Regions from separate parts of the Homo sapiens genome. Here all the other regions are linked to region 2. The links are chromatin contacts, found by Hi-C in ENCODE. All regions are on one chromosome and are shown on one strand. The core of a region is the stretch at or near the end of the contact, and the rest is flanking DNA. Distances in the headings are between cores, read along the strand shown. Region 1 holds the start of STK36 (serine/threonine kinase 36). Region 2 holds the start of SMARCAL1-AS1 (SMARCAL1 antisense RNA 1). Region 3 holds the start of DNAJB2 (DnaJ heat shock protein family (Hsp40) member B2). Region 4 holds the start of DNPEP-AS1 (DNPEP antisense RNA 1).

The links. Hi-C counts contacts between places; a loop is a spot of excess contacts on that map. Pooled maps may share reads with other maps.
Region 1: a loop to region 2 is called in a pooled map, with 7 times the contacts of the local background. The contact joins the promoter of STK36 here to the promoter of SMARCAL1-AS1 in region 2. A Hi-C loop is called at or near these places in 5 of 50 pooled maps.
Region 3: a pooled map shows a loop between it and region 2 (10-fold over the local background). The contact joins the promoter of DNAJB2 here to the promoter of SMARCAL1-AS1 in region 2. A Hi-C loop is called at or near these places in 7 of 50 pooled maps.
Region 4: a map of CD8-positive, alpha-beta T cell shows a loop between it and region 2 (19-fold over the local background). The contact joins the promoter of DNPEP-AS1 here to the promoter of SMARCAL1-AS1 in region 2. A Hi-C loop is called at or near these places in 4 of 168 maps with a recorded cell type or tissue (CD4-positive, alpha-beta memory T cell, CD8-positive, alpha-beta T cell and naive thymus-derived CD4-positive, alpha-beta T cell) and 13 of 50 pooled maps.

What each region holds. Positions count from the first base shown.
Region 1 is chr2:218,670,461-218,673,418 of GRCh38, forward strand. It overlaps STK36 (serine/threonine kinase 36), which reads left to right and starts at 1,626. Exons shown (of 27, transcript NM_015690.5): 1 at 1,626-1,755; 2 at 2,281-2,453. The coding sequence starts at 2,370. It overlaps RNF25 (ring finger protein 25), which reads right to left and starts at 1,542. Exons shown (of 10, transcript NM_022453.3): 1 at 1,470-1,542. The coding sequence starts at 1,510. RefSeq lists an enhancer at 1,447-1,546.
Region 2 is chr2:216,410,828-216,414,157 of GRCh38, forward strand. It overlaps SMARCAL1-AS1 (SMARCAL1 antisense RNA 1), which reads right to left and starts at 1,673. Exons shown (of 5, transcript XR_001739881.1): 1 at 1,598-1,673. It overlaps SMARCAL1 (SNF2 related chromatin remodeling annealing helicase 1), which reads left to right and starts at 1,657. Exons shown (of 18, transcript NM_014140.4): 1 at 1,657-1,821; 2 at 3,029-3,065. RefSeq lists enhancers at 1,419-1,713, 1,457-1,546, 1,677-1,766.
Region 3 is chr2:219,277,656-219,280,615 of GRCh38, forward strand. DNAJB2 (DnaJ heat shock protein family (Hsp40) member B2) reads left to right here and starts at 1,711. Exons shown (of 9, transcript NM_006736.6): 1 at 1,711-1,863; 2 at 2,143-2,243; 3 at 2,923-2,960. The coding sequence starts at 2,179. RefSeq lists an enhancer at 1-535 and silencers at 112-314, 1,556-2,035.
Region 4 is chr2:219,387,152-219,390,133 of GRCh38, forward strand. It overlaps DNPEP-AS1 (DNPEP antisense RNA 1), which reads left to right and starts at 1,419. Exons shown (of 4, transcript NR_183823.1): 1 at 1,419-1,645; 2 at 1,736-1,897. It overlaps DNPEP (aspartyl aminopeptidase), which reads right to left and starts at 761. Exons shown (of 15, transcript NM_012100.4): 1 at 608-761; 2 at 1-12. The coding sequence starts at 643. RefSeq lists an enhancer at 1-288 and silencers at 553-792, 813-1,332, 1,413-1,562.

The DNA of each region.
Region 1 (2,958 bases), core at 376-2,875, 2.3 Mb after region 2:
TGAGGCGGGTGGATCATGAAGTCAGGAGATAGAGACCATCCTGGCTAACAGGGTGAAACCCCGTCTCTACTAAAAATCACAAAAAATTAGCTGGGTGTGGTGGCGGGCGCCTGTAGTCCCAGCTACTCGGGAGGCTGAGGCAGGAGAATGGCATGAACCCGGGAGGCGGAGCTTGCAGTGAACCGAGATTGCGCCACTGCACTCCAGCCTGGGCGACAGAGCAAGACTCCGTCTCAAAAAAAAAAAAAAAAAAAAAAAAAATTGGGGGAGTGGGGACTGAAGAATGTCCTAGTACAAAGAATCTAAGGTGTGGAGTCAGACAGATATGGATTTCTATTCATAATTTTCTATCTTTTGGCAAATCACTTTACTTCTTTGGGACTCATCTAGTCTTCCCAGGTGCCTGCACCTCAGTTATTAATGAAAAGGAGGCCGGGTGTGGTGGCTCACGCCTGTAATTCCAGCACCTTGGGAGGCTGAGGTGGGAGGATCACTTGAACCCAGGGGTTCAAGACCAGTCTGGCCAACATGGCAAAACTCCGTCTCTACAAAAAATACAAAAATTAGCCAGGCATGGTGGCACACACCTGTAGTCTCAGCTACTCGGAAGGCTGAGGCAGAAGGATCACCTGAGCCTGGGGAGGTCGAGGCTGCAGTGAGCCGTAATCGCACCACCGCACTCCAGCGTGGGCGAGAGTGAGACTCTGTCTCAAAAAACAAAACAAAACAAAACAAAAAACAGACTTAAGTATATTACAAATCCGTCGTGATCCTCTCAACTATTCTGAGGTAAATGCCACACCCACTTTTTTTTTTTACAGCTGAGGACACTGACTCACAGAAGCTAGATGGCCTGTTCAGCATCACACAGCTAATAAAATGTGGAGTTAACCCACATTGATCCTACTTCCAAATCCCAGAGTCCTTCCATGTTCTAGTCTTTGGTTAAGAATGCTTGAGAGAAGGACTAGAGGGACTTTATATGAAGTGTAAAGCTTTATTCATACAATAGTCCTCACTAGTGCTGTGTGAGAGAGAGAAGGCTGAGGAAAGCGTCGGCGGAAAAAGGCTGATCCAAGGGGAAAGGGGGCCGGAACTGGAGGGCACTGGTTCTGAGAGGAGAAAGGGAGATGGGGAGGTCTGATGGGCAGGCATCCCCCAAAGCCCCTGAGAAAATTCATTTGAGGAGGAGAGAAAGGGATGGCGTGAAGCTGGAGGAAAAGGGATCGAACCGGATGCGGCGAGGCCTGAACTGGCCTGGCGGGCGCCGACCCGTTCTCCTCTCACTCAGATCAGCGCCCCTCCACCCTCCCGTTCCCCAGTCCAGCTTTCCCAGAGATGTCAGCATCTCTGCCATCCCTCATCCCTCGCTCCACCCCACACGCCCGCCGTACGGACCGTCTGCGACAGCTGCTAGGCCTCTGGACTAGATCCAGGCTGTCAGCCAAAGCCCATGCCCCCAAAGTTACCAGTCCTCCTCCCCTGCAGCTGCAGACGCAGACGCCGCCATATCTTCACCGGCCCGCAGCCGGAACCGGAAATGCCCTTAGGGAAGTCGGAGGCGGAAAACTAAGAGGGGTGGGCAGCTAGCGTCGTTTCTAGGCAACCGCAGACTCCGGGTCCTTAGCCGGGCCTGATGGCCCTGAGGCAGTTCGGATGTGTCCCAGGAAGTGCCCATGTGTGGTCCGCCGTCCATTCCACACCTCTGAGCGCCTTTGTCCTCTGAACTTCTCACCAGTTCTAGCGAGTAAAATTGTAAGAAAGGGAGCCGAAAGAGACCGGAGGGAGAGGCGGGTGGAGAAGAATTATAAGTCAGGCAACGTATGCAGGCAGCCAGAAGAGATGGGGCTAAACGCCAGGGAATCCGTCCCTTGGCCTGAGGAGCTTGGAGCTCCTAGGCTGGGGGTGAGAGAGGGGCTCTGGCCTGCGAAGCGCACGGGCCAGGGGGTCTGAGAGCGGGTGCTGAGGAGTCTGGGAGTGGCAGGAACTTGGGGGAGACTCAAAGGAGCAGGGTTGGTTGGGCGAGGCTAGGTTGAAAGAGTAGGGTCGAGTGAGCCAGGCTGGGTGAGGGAGAAGGGGAACCAGGTGTTAGTTGGGCATGGGGCCGGGTTGGGGACAGGAGGATGAAAGTGGGGAGGAACTACAAAGAGAAGCTCTGTTTGTTCCAAGAGCGCATCATCTTTGCATGCATTCCACCCTCCCATGTTTTTTGAGGCTTTATTGTGAAAAAGAGGAAAAGGCAAGGTGGCTAACATTTTTCCTTTCCCGTGCCCCAACTAGGCGTCCCAGATGTTGTGGAACTGTCCCTGGATCTATAGCTCTTCACCGTCTCTACTTTCTTCCTTCTAAGAGATCCTGAAACCTCTGTCATGGAAAAGTACCACGTGTTGGAGATGATTGGAGAAGGCTCTTTTGGGAGGGTGTACAAGGGTCGAAGAAAATACAGTGCTCAGGTGTTGCACAAAGAGGGATACCTTTTGGGTGGGATTTGGTACCCCCAACTCCAGTGGAAAATGGATCTAGAAGGAATGTATTTATACCAGTTTGTATTCCTAAGGTACTGACTCCCTCATACTTCTTATGGAGTATAAGCTTTGAAGTTGGATTATTTGGGTGCAAATTCCATCTCCACCGCTTTCTAGCCCTAGAATTATGGACAAATTACTTAACTTCCCTATGTCTCAATTTCCTTATCTCTAGAATGGGGATAAGAACAGCAACTGATTGATGGAGTTTGAGGATTAAATATGTTTTCACATTAAATCACTTAGTACAGTGCCTGGCTGTTAGTAAACAACAAATATTATTAGTCTCTAGCACACCATGTAATAAGAGGTAAACCACTTGAACTCTATTATTTCCTCTTCATTTTTTTTTTCCTTTCCTTTCTCCTAAATCTCATCTTGAGTGCTGGTCAAATCAGAACACTTCTTCCAGAAGGGGAAATGTTTTGCAGAT
Region 2 (3,330 bases), core at 423-2,922:
AGAGATTTACCTCAAATAATAACAACATCCCTCTCTTACCTGTTCTGGGATTTCACAGTTCACTAAGCACTTCCCCTCATAATACCTTGCTTTGATTCTAATAACAAGATTTACCAAGGTGGTATTGTTTTCTACATTTACTTTACAGATGAGAAAATGGAGGCACAATCACTGGGTATGTCAGGTCAATAAAAGGGGTAGAGCTGAGATTTGAATACTTTCTACTACTAAACCTCACACAGATCCCCTAAGACAGGCAATGTCTTTGTCATTTAAGACAAATGGGCTGGGCGCAGTGGCTCACACCTGTAATCCCAGCACTTTGGGAGGCTGAGGCAGGTGGATCACTTGAGGTCAGGAGTTTGAGACCAGCCTGGCCAACATGGTAAAACTCTGTCTCTACTAAAATTACTAAAATCAGCCAGGCATGGCGGCATGCACCCATAATCCCAGCTATTTGGGAGGCTGAGGCAGGAGAATCATTTGAACCCAGGAGTCAGAGGCTGAAGTGAGCCAAGATTACACCACCACACTCAGTCTAGGCAACAGAGTGAGACTCTGTCTCAAAAAAAAAAAAAAAAAAAAAAAAAAAAAAAAAAAGGAAGGAAGGAAGAAGGGAGATTATTTATTGTTTCAAAAGTCACACAAATTCTACATTATTATTTTAGAAAATTCAAATCATTCTGAAAAATAGAGATTAAAAAGCTGAAAAGTGTATTTCATGCCACTCTGCTCCTGAACAGTTTGGTGACTTTTTAAGTTTCCTTCCCAGACCTTTATGAGTTTACATACATGTACAGGTAAGGATGAAAAAAAAAAAAATCAAACTACACACATTGCTGTGCTTCCTTTTTCTTAGCATGTCTGGTCCATTTTTTCAAATCCTTTAGTAGACTTGTTTGTTTTTAAATGAGCCATGTTTGAAAATAGAACAATAGCAACATTCATATGCACACTGATAGAGAAATGTTATATTTATCACCAATGGTGCTCAGGATGGCTCAGGATGTTGGTGCTCAGGATGGGGTAAAGTGACTCTTTAAGTCTCATGACTAATCTTCTCTCAAGAGGAGGGGCTATGGAATCAGAATCACAAGCTAGCTTAATAAAGCCTTGAGAAATATTATCAAATAGCTGTCTTAGTTTCCCCCTCTGTAAAAGGGGGACAAGAATGTGTTCCATAGGTTGTAGTGCGGTTAAATGAGGTAACTCATATTTATGCTAAACACAATGACTGATGACTACAATGATGACGATGATGGCAGCCGGGCGCAGCGGGTGGGGCTTAAATGGCAAGTATAGCAATACCAGGAATGGATGCCCCGGGGAGATACTTTTTATTAAGAGCTGCCAAGTTAGTATGGCTGTCTGGGATGTCCTCTGGAGACAGCCGACTCCGGGTTTGGAAACCTCAACGTCCTAGGCTTTCAGGACCTAGTGTTTGGCTAAACCTCTGGAGAACTACAACTTCCAGGGTGCACCACTTTCGCCCCGCCCATGACGTTGCAGCTCCCGTTTCTCGCCAGGCTCCCGGCCCGAACTACAAATCCCAGAAGACACTGCAGCCCCGCTCGCGTTCTCGTCTCATCATTCTTACTTTTGGAAGCGAAACTGCGGCCGCGTTGCCTGCTGGGAAATGTAGTTCAGCGGTGGCCTAGCCCTTCAGGCCTGGCCGCTACAATAAGGCTGGCGAACTCGCAGCGCTTGAATACCCGTGGCCTAACCGTCCACTCGGAAGACCGGTCCCGCTCGGGAGGCTCTGCAGTCGCGCCTGGGGTCAGGGCCGGGGGCGAATGTGGCTCGCGTTCTAGGCCTCCCTGGGTGAGAAAGTGGTAGACTGGCAGGAAGGCGGCGGAGGCGGACGAGACCAATGCCAGCCTGGAGGAGGAAGTGGGCCAATGGGAAGGGTGAATCCAAGTGGAGATCGTAGGGGTGGGAGTGGGGCGTGGCGCCCGCTTACCTTGAGGCTGGGTGAGGCTCGCCCCGAAATGCGGGGCGTGGGGGGCGGGGGGCAGAGGTCCCTGCCTAGAGGGGAAGAGGGGCGTCCATGTGGCGGAATGGATTTATGGTTTGGGGCTGATCAGTGGGTCTTATGGCCGAGTCTCTCTGGTTAGTGGAGACAGCTTACCAGGCCTGGGATCTGGGGAGTTTGGAGGTGCAGGAGATCCCTGGTTGGAAACTTAGGCAGGAGTGTGTTACCCAGAGAGACTGAGGGCTTCTGCTGTGCACCTCCAAAACCTTTTCCTAACCTCTTCACCCCTTCCTAACTGCTAATGGTTGGAGAAGGTGGAAGTTCTCTGGGGATAGATACTTCGTGGTGGGGGAGGGGGGAGGGGGGTTGGGTTCTGGCCAAAGGGAGCCCCAGCAGGGAAGGAAGGCTTTGAACCCTATAGCTGCCCAGAGGCCTAAGCAATGCTACTGGAGTACCCCTACATCATCATTGTAACCGTTACACAGCATTACATTAGATGCAGCCTATTTAGTCTGAACCAAGCCAGACAAATTGGTGTGTCCTGCCCGCTGCTTCTAAAATATTGTAAACATGTCTCAGCTCATAGGAAAATAAATGTTCCGGGTAAATTCATGGAAAAAAATAATCAGGGTGCAATATGGAATGTTTACAATGATCCTACTTTATAATAAATTCTTATATCTCCTAAATATGTGCCATTTTGTTATGGATGAAAAAAAATCCGAACTATATACTCTAAATTATTAATTTCAACTGTGGTTATTGATGGCTGGTAAGATTACAGAGTAATTTTATTCTTTTTTGTTTACATCTTTATGTAGCATCTTAATTTGCACAGTGAACACATAATTTTTTTTTTTCTGCTCCTTATTTTCCCAGGAGAGTCAGTCAGTTGCTCCGTGTGTTGTGTTGGAAGTCAGGTCCTAAGGCCAGCTGCTCTGGCTTGCACTGAGCCACAGGCAGACTGATTTGCCAGGAATGATAAAAAGGGGTGAATGTGAGGGGAGAATTCAGTGTGCAGGCTATGGGAGGCTAATGCTTTTTTCCTTCTTCTAGGTTGGAAAAAGACTATGTTAGCAAGTGTCACGCCATGGTATGTGGTTGGTTGGTCTATTTCAGTCTAATCTATTATGCTTTCTGGTTAAAAATGTCACCTTTCTCATTATCTGATGGATTTACGTTGCAATGCATAACTTTCTTAGGTTCTGATAACTCACCTTGGCTGGGCCATGTGAGTTATCAGAAGAGTTACTCACCATTTTGGCAGTGCTTCGAACCATTGAGTTACCATGTGAGTTACCATGTGAGAAGGAGAGAAATATTGCCTCTGAAATGCCTTTTTAGCTTTGGATTTGCTT
Region 3 (2,960 bases), core at 461-2,960, 2.9 Mb after region 2:
TCAATGCAAGGGCCAGCAAACAAGGGTCAGCAATCAGACAGGCACCTAGGGAAGCTGGGCAGCCAGTACCACAGTCAAGGTTGGGCACAGGACAGCCTGTGTAGGAGACTCCTGTCCCCTCCACCCTCCGCAGTGATCCTCCTACTCTCGTCCCTCACCTGCGGCAGTAGCGCTGACACTTCCTCCTCCAGACACTAGAGGCCGCTGTTGGCCCCATCGCCTCCACCGCCGCCGCAGAAATGAATTCCTAAACCAGCCTTGCTATTCCGTGACTTGCTCCAGATTCAAAGTCCCAGTTGGAGCATCCGATTGGCGGAGCTCATGTCTTCTGCCTGCAACCCCAGAGCCGAGTCAGGGAGAGCAAGCATTGGGGCTTTGTGGCAAATGGTGGCCTGCTTTCCATTAGGGCCCTTGCGATGGGAATTCCCCAAATGTAGGCAGGAGGTTCTGATGGTGGGCAGCCAGGAAACCAGGACACTCACACCACCTTCTTCTCTCACGTCCGCCTCAAACCCTTCTCGTTGGCGAAGTATTCCTGGGTCCCCCAGCCTAAAGCACTTTTCTGGACTCACATAACCATTATTGCTTGAGCCAATCACGATGCCAGCAGGACCGCAGTAACACCTAATTCGTACCATGTCTCATTTGACTTTCAAACAACCCTAGGCACTACCTATATTTAGTGAGAAAAAAAGAGTGCTCAGAGATTTTCCCAAGTCTCACAGTAATGCCAGGTTGTACTCTGTTTCCAAAGCCTCGGGTTTCCCAGCGGGCTACACTGATGGGCTGGTATCTTATCAAGTTCAAGCTCTGCAAAGGCAGGGCTTGGGCCACATTCTTCTTTATACGGCCTGGCAGCATCTTGAATGCAGAAAAATGCTCAGCTAACGCCTTTGGATTGGCCTGGATGGGATCAAGCAGGAGCCAGTTCTGGAAGGTTTCCTAACTCTCCAATGAGGCCTGAACCCAGGGAGCATTTTGAAGTGGAATAGGCCTACTCAGGATCAGTTTGGGAAGACTTGAACCTGGGGAATTCCGTTGTACGGCCCCCTTTACCTCACCTCCCCCAAATGTGTCAAAACTGTCAACAAGAGGTTTGCAGGTGTTCATTATTTATTCATCCCACGGGTAGTTTTGAACCCCTACGACTGCTCTAATAGACCAGTGAGAAAAAACACACAATTCCTGTCCTGTGAAATCGACATTCTAGTGGGGGAGGTGAATGGTAATAAAAAATAATCAAACCAATAAATGCTAATTTGTGGCTCTAACAAGCCTGATGAAGGAAATGCCACGAGATGCTGTAAAAGGCAGTTCTGACCTACTCAGGAAAGCCAGGGCAGCCTGCTGGGGGACCTGGGGCTGGAGCTGGGAGCTGAAGAAGGGGGAGGAGTTAGAACCGTGGTGGGGGGAGGGAGGGAAGAGTCTGAGTCCTCGAGGTGGGTGAGTAAGCATGGATCATCGCTCATGTTTATAAGAAAGTGACAGAGGAACCTGGGGGCCGAGCGGCTTGTTTGTGGGCTGCCCCAGCCTCCGTGCGAGCGCTTCTCGCTTGGATGGAGGCGGGGCCGCAGTCTCCCAGGTCCCAGCTGGGGCTGACGTCGTCCTGGTGTGTGCCCAAAATAGCCGGCTCCGCCCTCTTCTCCCGGCAGCCCCTGCAGGCCCCCACCCCCCCAGGGGACAGGCGGAGCCGGCCTTCTCCCCGTCTCTAGTAGTTTCCGCACCGCTGACGCATGCCTGCGCGCACAGCTGGGCCGGGCGCGTCCTACGCAGCAGCCGCGAGCCGGGCTGCGGGTGCCAGACGGTTCCCGGCGGGGGGCAGGGGCGGGGCGCCGCAGGAGGCCGGGACTCCTGGCGGAGGAGGTGCGGCCGGGGGCCCGGGTCAGGCTGGGGGCCCTGGATCGGACTGCTGGAGTTGGGGGGCCCCGATAGGGCTCCTGGGCCTGGGCGTCGAGATAGCTCTTGGCCCCGGCCTGCGGGGGCAGATAAGGCTGCCGGAGGGAGCCTAGTCACCGGCCGCAAGCAGAGCCCGGTGTGCTCCGCTTCCAACTGGGAGCGCCTTCCGCCACCCGGGGAGGGGGACTGCTGCAGCCACAGGGTGGGGCTCTTGGTTCTTTCCGCCTGACTCCTTCTCTTCTGCAGCCCCAAGGAGGCCCGCCTGACGACTGACCAGTTGCCATGGCATCCTACTACGAGATCCTAGACGTGCCGCGAAGTGCGTCCGCTGATGACATCAAGAAGGCGTAAGTGCCTCCGTATGCAACAGAAGACCTCTCACCCTCCACCCGCCACCACCATGGGGCACTTCAGAGTGACACCTGTAGGTGTCTGAGGGAACCAGGTCGTTAGAAAGCACTGGGGTGCTTCTTCCGAGTGACACCTGCAGGGAGGAAAGAGACCCCTGGTAGAGTACAAGGAGAACGTCCAGAGAGTGAAGTAGTTAGTTCCTCTGGGAGCTGCACTGTGTTATGGGTTGTTCTCCAGTTGATCTTCCCCTCCTCCTCCTCCTCCTCCTCCTTTCCCCTCCCCTCCCCCTTCCCCCTAGATTTGGGCATTCTCAGGCTGCAGTGCAAAGATGCAGTGCAAAGAGGCTCTATGAGGAGGAGGGGCCGGTGTCCCTGTACTCTTCGAGGCCACATGTGCCCCAACCTTTGCAGCCCCAGTCCAGTGAGCCCTAGGGAGGGGCTAGGGACCCTGGCATTGTATCCGCTTGTACATGTGGTCCCAGCACTGGTGGCGGAGGAGAGAGGGTGGAACTTGATGAAAATATCACAGCAGCGGCAGCCCTAGCAGCTGGGGTGGACTGGGACCCGGGGGTGAAAGGACAGTGATAGGCTAATGGGAAAACAGGTCGTTCGGTTCCTGGGTGGGAAGTGCCTGCATTTGTCCCCCGACTCTCTCCTCTGCACCCACTTTCTGCAGGTATCGGCGCAAGGCTCTCCAGTGGCACCCAGACAAAA
Region 4 (2,982 bases), core at 169-2,668, 3.0 Mb after region 2:
GTTCATGGCCACCTAGGGGAGGGGGATGCTCAGACTTTTACAAGGTCTGGGACCCCTGACCTTTCACCCAGGTTCCGAGGATTCTCCCATCCCCACCCCCAGAAGTGACCACTCTAAGGCACAGACCTCTGCTTCCGCCCGTCCCCACCGAGAGACCCAAACCCAGGGCTGAAACTCCGTTGAAAGCTTCAGCCCGCCGGCCCAGGATCATGAGCCAGGCCCGCCCCTTAATCCGAACTTTAGCCCGACTCCCTAAGTCCCGCCCCCATGTCCCTGCCCAGCTAGGAAATCCTGTTCTGCTCCCAAACTCCGGGATCCCAAGCGGGCCCCATACTCTGAGGCGGCCTGCATCACGTGCGCGTACCCAGCCCGGAGCCAAAGCCCTGTACCCCAAGGAGCACCCTGACTCCTCTCTCGCACCCACCTAGTCTCTCGCAGGACTCCCCCTTCCAGTCCCGGGAAAGTCGTCAGGTCACCCTCCGCGGGGCTTTCGGTTTCGCTTTGGGTCAGGCGGCCCCACTGCAGCACCGCGCTAAGCTTGGGCCCCGGAGGGCGCCGGACCCGGTCTGGGATCGAAATTCAAGTGGGGCCGTCGGGAGCCACTTACCTGCATGGCCCCGCGCGTGGGGCTGTGTCCGCTCATCTGGCCTCCGGGCTCGGCCCGCCCCCACCGCGCCGCCTGCCCCGCCCCTCACTAGCTTTGCAGGTCCCCCGCGTGCCCCTTCAGGCCGCGCCGCACTCGTAGGCCTTCATCACGCTTCCCCGGCCGCGCCGCCCCGCCCCATGTTTGGCCTCCCCGCCCACCTCTCCCCGCCCCTCGGCATCCGCCCCGCCCACCTCGGTCAGCCCCGCCCCTCGGCGGGCTTACCCTGTCCGCTCCGCCCCTCGCTGGGCACCACCACCCGCCTTGCCCCGCCCTTGCCCCGCCCCTAGCTTGGCCGCACCGCCCGCCCCGCCCCGCCCCTCGCCAGGAAGCACCGCCCGCCCTGCCCCTCGCAGGGCTGCACCGCCCGCCCCGCCCCTCGTCAAGCTTCCTCGTCCGCCCCGCCTCTCGCCAGGCTGCACCGCCCTCCCCGCTTTGTCCCGCCCCTCACCAGGTTTCCCCCATCCGCTCCGGCCCTCGCTGTACCCCACTACTCGCCCTGCCCCCGCCCTTGCTCCGCCCCGCCCTTCGTCAGGCCTCCTTGCGCTCCCCGCCCCTTGTCAGGCCGTGCCGCCCACCCCGCCCCGCTCCTCGCCAGGCTGCTCCACCCGCCCCGCCGCTCGTCACGCTTCCTCGTCCGCCCCGCCCCTCGCTAGGCTGCACCGCCCGCCCCGCTTCCGCCCCATCCCTCTCCAGGCCGCGCCTCCGCCTCCGGCCCGCCCTCGTCTCCGCCCCTGCGGGGGCTGCTCGTTAGGCCCCGCCCTGCACCCCCGTCACCCACGCCGCGCGACCCGCAGCCGCCGCCAGGGCCCTCTGCTGCCGCGGAGGTGCTAGGACAGCCGCGGACGGCCCGCCTCCCCGTGCCCCGGGCCTCGAGGCCAATAAAAAGCTCGCCCCTCCAGCTCACCGGGTCCGACGGGTACGGTACAAAGTGCTGTCTCTCGCCACAGCCACCTTTGTGACAATAAAAGCAATAAGGCTAATGTCCATGGGGCGCTCACGGTGAGCTTTAGCTTTATGATAAAGATTGGCCTGTTACCTCGTTTAATCTTCACAACTGCCCCATCAACTATGTACTCTTACTGTCCCCAGTTTATGCATGAACAGAGAAAGCTGAGATACGGAGACTAGTGATCCGTCGAGGTAATAAACGGCACAGGTGGGGTTTGAACTCCATCAGTTTGATTGCAGAGGCCTGGAACAACCCTACAGCCTTCTCTCAGATCTTTTCTGGACCTTTTTCTATGCGCTTTGGTAAGTGTTATGTTACACGGGAGGTCCACAAGGGACACAGAAGTTGACTTGCCCAAGATCACATAGCTGTTTGGGTGGATCTGGGATTTGACTCTGATATCTGTGCCCTTTCCATTTGTTAAAAACAACAGAAAAACAAATTCCACATTATTGGCAGTTCCAGTATTCCCATGTCAGGAGTAGTGAGTAGCACGTTTAAACCCCATGCACCTTCCTAGCTGCAGGAACTGATCAGGACTCTTGGTGGCCTCTAGATCCAAAACAGGGCCCAGCTACCAGGGGTTCAAACAAAATTCCAGAGATCACAGGTTTATGGAGCAACCTGCCGTTTATATACCTGGGGTGGGGAGTGACAGGGTGGGATGGGGAGAGGCTGGAAAGGTCCTGCAGCCCTCACTTCAAACTAGTAGATATGGCAGGGGAGTTTTCAAGAATTCACCCACTAGGTGCTGGCTTAAATTCATGGCATTCCCTAACCGTTTGTTGAAATACCATTATGGGCCTGGCGCAGTGGCTCACGCCTGTAATCCCAGCACTTTGGGAGGCCGAGGCGGGTAGATCACTTGAGGTCAGGAGTTCGTGACCAGTCTGACCAACATGGTGAAACCCCGTCTCTACAAAAAATACAAAAATTAGCCGGGTGTAGTGGCACGTGCCTGTAATCCCAGCAGCTACTTGGGAGGCTGAGGCAAGAGAATCGCTTGAACCCGGGAGGTGGAGGTTGCAGTGAGCTGAGATCGTGCCACTGCACTCCAGCCTGGGCGACAGAGTGAGATTCTGTCTCAATAAATAAATAAATAAAATTATGTATAAAGCTCAATGCTGAGCAGGACATGGAGAGAGCATTCTTGTCCTCTACCTCCTGGGGAGGGGACACATTCAAGGAGGACAGTGAAAGGGCCGAAACAAGGCTACAATGTATAAGGGAAGGAGACAACCTGAATAAGGAACCACCTTTAATGTTCTTTCTGATCACAGAAAAGAGTACATGCTTGAGTAAGAGATTCAAACATCACCAAAATGCATAACTTAGAAAGTGAGCCGGGAGTGGTGGCTCACGCCTGTCATCCCAGCATTTTGGGAGG